2 separate regions of the Homo sapiens genome follow, and region 2 is linked to region 1. The links are chromatin loops, found by intact Hi-C in ENCODE. Cell type or tissue: endothelial cell of umbilical vein. All regions are shown on one strand. Each heading gives the region's core, and the rest is flanking DNA. Links, peaks and the distances in the headings are about the cores only. Region 1 overlaps PPM1H (protein phosphatase, Mg2+/Mn2+ dependent 1H). Region 2 has its middle 17 kb from the start of TAFA2.

Region 1 (5,387 bases), core at 104-5,103:
ACTTGGGAGGCTGAGATAGGAGAATTGCTTGAACCCGGGAGCCGGAGGTTGCAGTGAGCCAAGATCGCACCACACCACTGCACTCTAGCCTGGGCAACAGAGCGAGACTTCATCTCAAAAAATTATCTGAACACCTACTGCTTGTATACTGTCTATAGACTAGAATGTGAATGATGTTTGTTTGATAGACTTGATCAAACCACTAGTATGATCCAAAAGGTAGAAACGTTATGGTGCAAAAAGTCCACGTAACAGGGCCGTCCACGGCAACAAATTCCTTTGGGACTCAGTTAAGCAAGTTCGGGCTACACCACAGGTAGGTACATTATTTATCATGGTTTCTATCACAAGAAATTCTGCTTAGAAAATTATGTAATGCTTAGGGGAAAAAATCAAGGTAAAGAGCTCAGCACTAAAACTTTTCTGCTTTAACTTTGGGGGAAACATTCCAGTTAGCTTACCCATTTAACCCCTTGGTATTATATTAATAGTGTGACTCAATATTTTTTTTCTAACTGATTTCATTATTTCTTTCACCTTTTTCTACGTTCAGCTACATTCCCTCTGTAGCTCCCCCTGAATAAGGAATGCTAAATTTGGCAGCACTTTCTCATAAAGAGTGAACTTAAGTACTTTTTAATCCAAGAAACTTTGCTAACATGTGCATGCGTTTGCCACTTCCCTCCCCCACATTTGTGTGGGAACATAAGTGTGCATACATGCACATGTGCACACACACACTTTAATTACAAGTGTCCTCTCTGGGATCATGGTGGGAAGGATTTGAAAGACGTGTTTCCATAGACTTCATCCCCCTGAAGGATTCACTGTCGTTAAAACACACTCTTCTATTTCTTCTAAAACCGTGTGCAACTAGAACATATTCTAAAAATAATTGCTTCCCTCCCCCTCCTCCCTAGAAGCCAAAATAGCACATTTATTTTTTCCCTACATACACCACCTACTCCTCTTTAAAAGATGTTTCACAAAATCTTAGTACTGAAAGGAACATTAAAGGACCATCTGGGTGGTTCTTTTACTATCAGAGCAAACATGATATATTAAGTCAATAAAGATACATTTACCATTGCATTATCTACCTTTTTTCTTCAAATCCTCACCTTTCAGATTAGATTAAGTTTTTAATATTCTACATAATAAATAAAAACATGGAAGTATTTTCTTAAAAACCTCAAGTTTTTGGTATTTTTACAAAAATCAATGAAACCACGGGAAAAACTGCTTACTGCTTTGTGCTAAGCAAGGACTGATTTAGAATATCTCCCTATTTTTGCTGTCAATGAACCCCGAGCCCTGTGTCTAGAATAAACTGATTAGCAAAACACATGCATATACTATCATTCAAGTATGGTCTAAAAGGATCGATTAAATGACTCTTAAGATTCAATTAACAAGATAATTGATTTATCTGCTTAATCAATAGTCCTGAAGACCTTGCAGGGCAACTTTCTAGGTAGCAGGACTGAGTTATCTTCTGTTGTGTCTGCTTAAACACAACATTTAAGCGAGGTTAATCTTTAAATCAAACAATGGATCCAGTTTTTAAGATGTGGGATTTTATTTTGCTCCTTGTTGCAAGGAGAAACGGGAGCCGAGAAAGCAAACAGAGGGCCGGGCGCGGTGGCTCACGCCTGTAATCTCAGCACTTTGGGAGGCCGAGGCAGGCAGATCACCTGAGGTCGGGCAGTGGAGACCAGCTTGACCAACACGTAGAAACCCCGTCTCTACTAAAAATACAAAATTAGCCGGGTGTGATGGCGCATGCTTGTAACCCCAGCTACTCGGGAGGTTGAGGCAGGAGAATTGCTTGAACCCGGGAGGTGGAGGTTGCGGTGAGCCCAGATCGCGCCAAGCCAAGATCGCGTCATTGCACTCCAGCCTGGGCAACAAGAGAGAAACTCCGTTTCAAAAAAAAAAAAAAAAAAAAAAGGCAAACAGAGATGTGTGTGCAATGAGACTAATTCAGCAGGAAAGAAGTGCAAGAGAAAAATATTGCCCGGGATGGTAATAATTTGGTTTGAAAGTCTCATAGATGATGCAACTCCAAGGTCATTCTTTGTTTCCTACCAATTTCAGGTTGCAAAAGGAAAGCAATATCTGGTAGCAGAAAGGAGCAAGTGTTGGGTAGTTTCAATAGGACCTGGCAGCTCCCCCTAGCTGAGTTAAAACACGGCTCTGAGCACATTGCTAATAGTGTCAGTCACAAATAATCAGATTCTGCATGGTTTTAGTATCCAAATCTGATCCCAGTTTATTCTGAGAACAAGGCCATCTGCCAGCCAGGCAATGGGGAAGAAAAGCCAGCACTCTACTGCCTACTATTGCCACCTGCCGGCTGCTGGTGGAATCACATGCTCATTCCTTCCTAGAGAAACTTCCCGTTCTAACAAAAACAAAGAGAACAAAACCAACTTAAATTTAAGACAGCTATGTGGGTTCCCAATTTACCATTAACATGCTAATTTTGGAAAACACTAATTTATTTATTATAATTAATCTATAAACACTAATTTATAGATTTCTAAACTATAAACTTTGCCCCCTTTTTGTCACAATGTCACCATGTATTTATAAGGTTTTTATCAACAAAGTCTAGCTGCTTGGTATTTCCAATCATTTACCCAGTGATGGAATTACATATAGTAGTTCCATAAGTTAAAATATTGCCATTTTCTTCCCTTCCTAAGAACCGACTCTGGTGGGGAATCTAGACCCACTCTTAAAAGGAAATAGAACTCTGAGATCCTCCCGGCTATGTCCAGAGCTCAAATCCCATAGTTAACAGGTTAAAACGGTAATCACTGCTAACTTGGTTCTGATCCCTAGGAGGGCAAAGGCTTCCTGTAACTAACCCTGCAGTGGAATCGACTTCCTCCATGAGTCTGAAATGTTGATTATTCAACCATGTTTTTGGGAGGGTGGAGAAGTAGGGAGGAGGTTTGAAATCAGGACTTAGAAGACACTTGTCTTATTTATACCTATTGTCCTGGGCCAAGCGACAATATAAATATAATAGGTGACAAAACAGAGCTAAGCCAGGCCTTGCTGGGAAGCAGAATTGAAGTCAGTCGGAAAATTCCTGAGATTTTGGTCCTTTAGGAAGCCATGGCTCACTTTTCATAGTGGACACAGGAGGGATTCGCTACATAGCCTTCACACTATGAAGGAAGATCTGAGATACAATCAGGGGGTTGTAGGGGCACACCTACCTCTGACAGTGTACACAGTAAGTATTAAAAACCAGTGGTCATAGGTCACCTTCACCACAAGCCCCAAGCTGTGCCAGGCAACCCGAGGACCAAAGATGAAAAGCACTGCTCTCAAAGAAGCTTATAGTATTTGATGAAACTGTTACCATCTCCCCTCATTGGAAGCATTTTTTTCTCTTCTGTTCGTCTGTATTTTGTGACTAGTACCTACTTTTTCCCCAGAAATAGGTACTATTTATTTTGACTTGAGTGTTTCTGAACATTTTTAACAGTGTATCCCTTTTGGAAAGGTGTCAACATTTCACTACCTCCTTTTGTTATTTAGAATATCAAAATAAATAAGATATTGCATATTTCTATATTCATATAATGTGGGACTACAAATGCCCCCAGATAAAATATATATATATATATATTTTTGAGACAGAGAGTCTTGCTCTGTCACTCAGGTTGGAGTGCAGTGGTGCGATCTCTGCTCACTGTAAGCTCCGCCTCCCGGGTTCACACCATTCTCCTGCCTCAGGCTCCCGAGTAGCTGGGACTACCGCCCACCACCACGCCCAGCTAATTTTTTTGTATTTTTAGTAGAGACGGGGTTTCACCGTGGTCTCAATCTCCTGACCTCGTGATCCACCTGCCTGGGCCTCCCAAAGTGCTGGGATTACAGGCGTGAGCCACCACGCCCAGCCTTGTTTTGTTTTTGAGACAGAGTCTCGCTCCGTTGCCCAGGCTAGGGTGCAGTGGTGTGATCTCGGCTCACTGCGACCTCTGCCTCCGGAATTCAAATGATTCTCATGCCTCAGCCTCCCAAGTAGCTGGGATTGCAGGCATGTACCACCACGCCTGGCTAAATTTTTAATAATTTTAGTAGAGACAGGGTTTCGCCATGTTGGTTAGGCTGGTCTCGAACTCCTGGCCTCAAGTGATCTGCCCACCTGGGCCTCCCAAAGTGCTGGGATTATAGGTGTGGACCAAAGTGCCTGACCATAAGATCTTATGTTTTACTTCCTCAGTGGTGTCTAAAAGAATACTGATTTTAAGATGTAAGCTCAATAAATACTAGTGACTGAGAAGAGCAGTTCTTAGTGAAAACAACACAAACTGTTTTTCCTCTGTTCTCATCCCACAACAACCAATACAGAAGACTTCTGTGACCAAATGTGTGAGAGTTTTCCCCCACATAACCAGCAAGCAATCAGTTCTGCAGAAGACACCAGCTGGGCGTCCTCCAGTTCAATTCCACACAATTATGTACTTGGAGATAGCATCAGATTTCACAGGTTGAGGGCTCAGTCCCCCAACTGACTCCCACTTCTGATGCCAGTCGCAAGCCCCAGGTTGGTTTACCTGTGCTTCTGACTGACCAGCTATAAATCTGGGTTCCCAAGACCCCCCTCTCCTAAGGTTCGATTAATTTGCTAGAGTGGCTCACAGAAATCAGGAAAAATTTACTTACATTTGCTAGTTCATTATAAAGGATATTACAAAGGATATGGATGAAGAGATGCATACGGTGTGGAGCTTCCATGCCCTCACTTGGCACGTGACCCTCCAGGGACCTCCACATGTTCAGCTACCCAGAAGCTCACTGAGCCCTATTCTCTTGGGCCTTTATGGAGACCTCATTACATAGGCACGAGTGTTTAAATCATCAGCTGTTGGTGATCAACTCACCCTTCAGCCCTTCTCCCCTCTCATGAGGTTGAGGATGCGTGCACCCGTGTGCGCGCACACACACACACAAATTATTGGGGCAAATCTAAATTAGGCTATTCTTTCATTTTATTCACATTAATACACCTGACATCTACATTATCAACGGCAGTTTACTGTGTGATTCTACTTAGTTGCACAGCCCTCTAATCCTGCCTTGGTCTTTTTGATGAACAGACCCCATCCAGAAGCTACCCAGGGGCTGCCAGCCACCAGTCATCTCATTAGGATACAAAAAGATACTTATCACTTTGAAGATTTCAAGGATTTTAGGAGTTGTATGTCAGGACATGGAGTTGAAGACAGAATATCATAATATCACAGCATTCCATTGAGGGACAAGACAAACAGATGGAGACAGACAAGCAGGTAGACAGAAACAAAGAGAGTCCAAAGAATTCTGATTCCACATTGTTGAGCTCTTATAAATAAAGCAAAAACTCC
Region 2 (5,387 bases), core at 388-5,387, 580 kb before region 1:
GCCTTTTGCAGTATACAGTGATGTACATCTTTGTTTCACATAGTAAACCTGCAGACATAAATGAAGGAGTAATTAATATATTTCAATTTACAAGATTAGGGAAAAATATATGGCCACATTTATTTTAATATCCAATAATAATGACTTTAAGCCTCAATACTGCTGATCCTAAGAGTTACATTCTCCTAGCTACTAGAGTCCCAAGTGGTTTCTGGAAATCTTGAAAAATGCTGACATGGTCTGTAAAATTATCCCTCTTTCACACACAAACACACACACACACACACATACACGAGACAAGAAGCTCAAATGCACCCCTATGGTCTCCTTTGTCTTGCTGACCTCCAGAGGCCCACCCATTTGTTTCTGTTATCTACATTTAGCTGCTTCCATGAACTTTTTAGCACTAAACCTCATTTTAGAATTGTAAATGAAGTCCAATTTTCTCCAACATCTGAACCACAGTGGTTCCTAGGGTACAGGGGATGTTCCACTTCTCCACAATGTTATACTCAATCAAAGATCAAAGAAAAATAAGCCCTAGACTCCAGAAGTCCCAGCTCTTCATGATCAACTCATCTGAGTTACAAGCACGTAGACATTTTCCCCAAGGTGTGCCCACATTGCCAGAGTATCTAGGTATGAAAGAGACACAGCATCAGCTTCATGCTGAACCCAGTACTGGGCCCTCCCTGTGGTAAGTCAGGTAACTTCGGCACTGGGCTTAATCCTCCTTCAATCCCAGGTCTTTAATATCTAGACATCCTCATTCCTTGTGAACACTGAGGTCTGCCACAAGGAGGATGAAGTGAGATGGGCAATCTTGGTCTCATTCCCTGGCTGGATGCTTGTTGAATTCAGAGACCAGAACAAGAAAGAGTCCATGGGAAAATCTAACCTTTTTATCTAGTAGTTTGAGGTAAAATTTGAAATTAGAGAAACGGGCCTGCTTCTTGTCTGAAAAATTCTGAAAATAGGAGGCTAGCTTATGTGACCAAGAACAGCAGACAAAGGAGAAAGGTCATCAAATAGTCAAGGAGCAATTCTATCATTTCAGGGGTCAAGGACATATGAACCAAGTGGCATCATAAAAGATAGTGGCCTAAGACATTCAGGCAATAGGAGAAAAAAAAAAGCTGTTTCTTAATTGAACTTAACAGTTTGCACCCATGAATTAATGGGCTGAACATTAGGTTCTATGAATATTGGTCTTTTAGACATTTTAGTTCTGTAGTATAAGGCAGCAGAAAACTATTTACAGACACCACTTCTAGTTAAAAAAAAAAGGCTCTTTATAACATGGTAGGCTGAGATCTAAGGATTTCTGCAACTTGGTAGGCAGCAAGTAAGTAGCTATAAAATCATTGTGAATACCTAGCATGGGGCTAGGATTAGGCAGGGACTGATAAATTCCAAATTTATCAGGAAATTAATGGCCCATATAATGAATAGAATAGTCTCAGAAGTACCGATTAGAGGATAGGATTATCAGGATTGAAGATATTGTCTTACTTAATATTCCCCTCTTCCATCATAAAAATATCCATTGGTATGACATAGGAAATCCAGGTCTTTAAAAACTTTATCTCACTTAATTTATTGACTGTCTTGAGCCATAAGATTTTCATAAGGGTTACCCAGAATTAGTCCTCCTTCAGTCTCCACCTGAGGTGTGATACACAGCCTCCTGTCAACACTACCAGCTCCAGGTTATCTCTCTGTTGACTTTGTCATGCTGGTAGTCATCTTGGACAATTAATGTTTCTTCTAATCCTCTTTCTTTCTGCCTGGTTTACTAGATTAACAAGATCGCTTTTGGCCTCTGAATTTCTTTTTGCCCTCTTTCCTCTACCCACTTCCCCAACACAAGGTTTTTGAAAACAAACAGACTTCCACTTCAGCAGGAAATCAAAGACTTCACATGCTGATACAGTTAGGCTTTGTGTCCCTACCCAAATCTCATCTTGAATTGCAATCCCCATAATCTCCATAATCCCCATCTGTCAAGGGATTACCAGGTGGAGGTAACTGAATCATGGGGACAGTTTCCTCCATGCCATTCTCATAATAGTGAGTAAGTTCTCATAAGATCTGATGGTTTTATAAGGGGCTCTTCCCCCTTCACTCAAAACTTCTTCTTCCTGCTGCCTTGTGAAAAGAGTGCCTTGCTTCCCCTTCACCTTCTGCCATGATTGTAAGTTTCCTGAGGCCTCCCCAGCAATGCTGAACTGTGAGTCAATTAAACCTCTTTTCTTTATAAATTACCCAGTCTCAGGTATTTTCTTATAGCAATGTGAGAATGGACTAATACACATGTGAAAGTACATTCTGAAAGTACAAACCATGGTGAAAGTCAATTTTCAGTACCATTCTTAAGAGGAGCTTAGCTCAAAGTCCTATTCCTCTGTATTATTTGCTAGCTAAATAGATATTAGCAATACCTAATTATGTTCATCCTCAGGGCTAAAAATGAGGAGAAGGGGAGTGAGAGCCACTGAACTATTTAACTGCACTTTGAAGACTGGTTTTAACTAAACTAAGTAGAGGACGATGTTTACAATTTTTTAACCAAAAGTGGGAAAGAAAACTAATACTTATCTCTTTGTTTTTGTAATCATTCTATATGATAGATATTATCTCATTTTATGACTTATAAACTGAGGCTTAAAGATTAAGTAACTTGCCCAAGCAATTAAGTTAAAAAATAAGGGCATCTGGCCAGGCGCAGGGGCTCACGCCTGTAATCCCAGCACCTTGGGAGGCCGAGGGAGGCAGATCACGAGGTCAGGAAATCGAGACCATCCTGGCTAACACAGTGAAACCCCGTCTCTACTAAAAATACAAAAAATTAGCCGGGCGTGGTGGTGGGCGCCTGTGGGAGGCTAAGGCAGAAAAATGGAGTGAACCCAGGAGGCGGAGCTTGCAGTGAGCCGAGATCACGCCACTGCTCTCCAGCCTGGGTGACAGAGTGAGACTCTGTCTCTAAATAAATAAATAAATAAATAAATAAATAAATAAAGGCATCCAGATTTACAAATAGATTATTTTCCCTCAAGAGCATCAACAAGAATTCTTATTTTCTAGTTCCCAGTTCATTGTTTTTTCATTTGACATATTGTTGTGATTTAATTATTTCCAGAAAGCTTAAGTTTAAACTCTGAAATTCCTCCATCCAAACTCTCTATAGATTCCTTTACAAATTTTTTGCCCACTTTTAATATGATATAGGATTATTTCCTTCATTCAACATTGTCAAAATGTTGCTTGAAAAGTTAAGACAGAGCTTCAAATTCCTTATGCGCTTTGGCCACCCAGCGTCAAAACAGGGCAACTGCAGGCAGATGCTAACATTTTTAGACAAGCATCGCAGTACATGTTGTCTGTTTTATAGCAACAAAAATAAATCATGCCAGAGGTTCCGGAGTCTTTGAATGGCAAAAAGCATGTACATATTGAAGATGCTTCCACAACAGAGAGAAGTACATGAAAATGAGCAGCCAAATTTTTTAATGAAAGATTTTAGTAGTGAAAAGGATGTACCGATTCCAAAATGCTAGAAACAATCGAAAGGAGTAAAAAATAATAAGAATAGAGAAAATGAGATAGAACATAATCGTATGTGAGGAAGCAGCCAAAAATAAGAGAACGTATATTGTCTTTTCACACTTTTCTTTAAGGTAGAAGTTAATTAGACAGGGTAATGACACACACATACACCCCCCGCCCCCCAAAAAAACGGTGAAATTGCTAATATTGTGTTATTCAGAGAAATATCTAGCTGGAAAACTGAAAGGAAACCTATAGAAGTCAAGTTCTACCAAGCTGTAGTGACAAATTCAAGTGAGCAATATCAGCAAGAGATCTTTAGGACTAGTGTTAGAACACTGTCATCTGAGTGGATTTACTACACATTTAATTGTACATAGATAGCACCTGCCCTTTGTCGAGCACAATCTAATAAAATAAAAATGATGATACCACCAAAGAGAGAAGTTATTAGCTCATTAATCCAATTACATGAATGACAAAGAGGAGTGAATTTCAGAGATGGGTATAGAGTATGTGCTTACTTAAAATTTAAAAAGCAGAAAAATGGGCCAGGCACAGTGGCTCATGCCTGTAATCCCAGCACTTTGGCAGGCCAAGGCAGGTGGATCAAGGAGGTCAGGACATCGAGACCATCTTGGCTAACATGGTGAAACCCTATCTCTACTAAAAATACAAAAAATTAGCTGGGCGTGGTGGTGCCCGCCTTTAATCCCAGCTACTCGGGAGGCTGAAGCAGGAGAACTGCTTGAACCTGGGAGGCGGAGGTTGCAGTGAGCCAAGATTGTGCTGCTGCACTCCAGCCTGGGTGACAGAGCGAGGCTCCGTCTCAAAAAAAAAAAAAAAGGTAGAAAAATGGCCATAGAACTCTGGGTATGATAAGAAAAGGACTTTTATTGTTAATAGGTCTTCTTTCATAATCATTCAGGGGTTGGGCTTAGGCTCCCTGAGTCAACCGCTATTGTGAAATCCTATCTTTTTAGGGTGTCTGCCCAAGCACAGTGCATGAATGTATAAGACTATAGATATAGATTAGACCAGTGGCTCTCAACATTTTTATCAGGTTCCATATATGGGATAGGAAGCACTCTCATATATGTACTTGAGTTATTCAAAATTCCTGACTCCTTTCCTGAAAGTTCTTTCTCTTCCACTGAAAAAAGCATGGTTAATGCAAGTCAGTAAAAAGAACAATTATAGTAACTATTCTACTTTACATTTCAAAGTAAATACATCCCAAAAGTCAATACTCTGTCAGTAGTAACTTTATTATTAGTGACCCACTTCACAACAAATTATCAACTAGTATGAAACCTGTAGTCAAGCAATAAATATTGTTAAAGGTAATAATTTAATTATCCTTTGTGATTCAAGATATACAGCAAATCAGGGAAAAGCAGGTAGAAAGAAATTTGGTGTATAGTCACCATTAGCTAACAGAATTGGAGAGGAAGTTTCAAATAGTACTCAGCTTTCCTTTATTTCCAAAAGTTTGTATTCAAAATATCCCAGACCCAAAACCTTCCTGTCATTTTAATGATATTCAGCAATGGAAATTCAACAACCTCTCCAAGAATCCACCTATAAAGAGGTGTTTCATTGAGCCCTGTATTTCACACATAAGCCTACTTCTTCAGGTTTTGCCCTTTAAGGGGTTTGGATAAGCACATTTTCATCTCTTTATGATCATGATTCATATTCCCCAGGGATACCCTCTAGGAATAACTCCTTTCTGCCCCCATTAGACACTTTTCGAGCTTGCAAACTATTATAGCTGAGCCTACCAAAGTCGTCTGACATCCATGAAGGAAAAGTCCCTCTTCTCCTCTGTCTGCTGAATA

The links. A loop is a pair of places that touch in the nucleus more often than their neighbours do. Peaks named below come from ENCODE experiments on the same cell type or tissue, not always from the same donor. Only the 100,000 strongest peaks of a DNase experiment are listed, where the experiment ranks them.
Region 2: a loop joins it to region 1, with 9 times the contacts of the local background. A loop is called at or near these places in 2 of 110 quality-filtered maps.

Annotation. Positions count from the first base shown.
Region 1 is chr12:62,791,813-62,797,199 of GRCh38, forward strand. The region is part of intron 3 of PPM1H (protein phosphatase, Mg2+/Mn2+ dependent 1H); the gene reads right to left. Among named protein-coding and RNA genes, the nearest start is that of PPM1H, 140 kb to the right of the region's middle. In endothelial cell of umbilical vein, for the core only: a CTCF peak has its summit at 2,340 (motif pointing left); a DNase peak (open chromatin) is centred at 2,289.
Region 2 is chr12:62,207,203-62,212,589 of GRCh38, forward strand. It overlaps a transcript of TAFA2 not described here. Among named protein-coding and RNA genes, the nearest start is that of TAFA2, 17 kb to the left of the region's middle. In endothelial cell of umbilical vein, for the core only: a CTCF peak has its summit at 3,328; no DNase peak of the experiment used is centred there; H3K27me3 peaks cover 140 bases.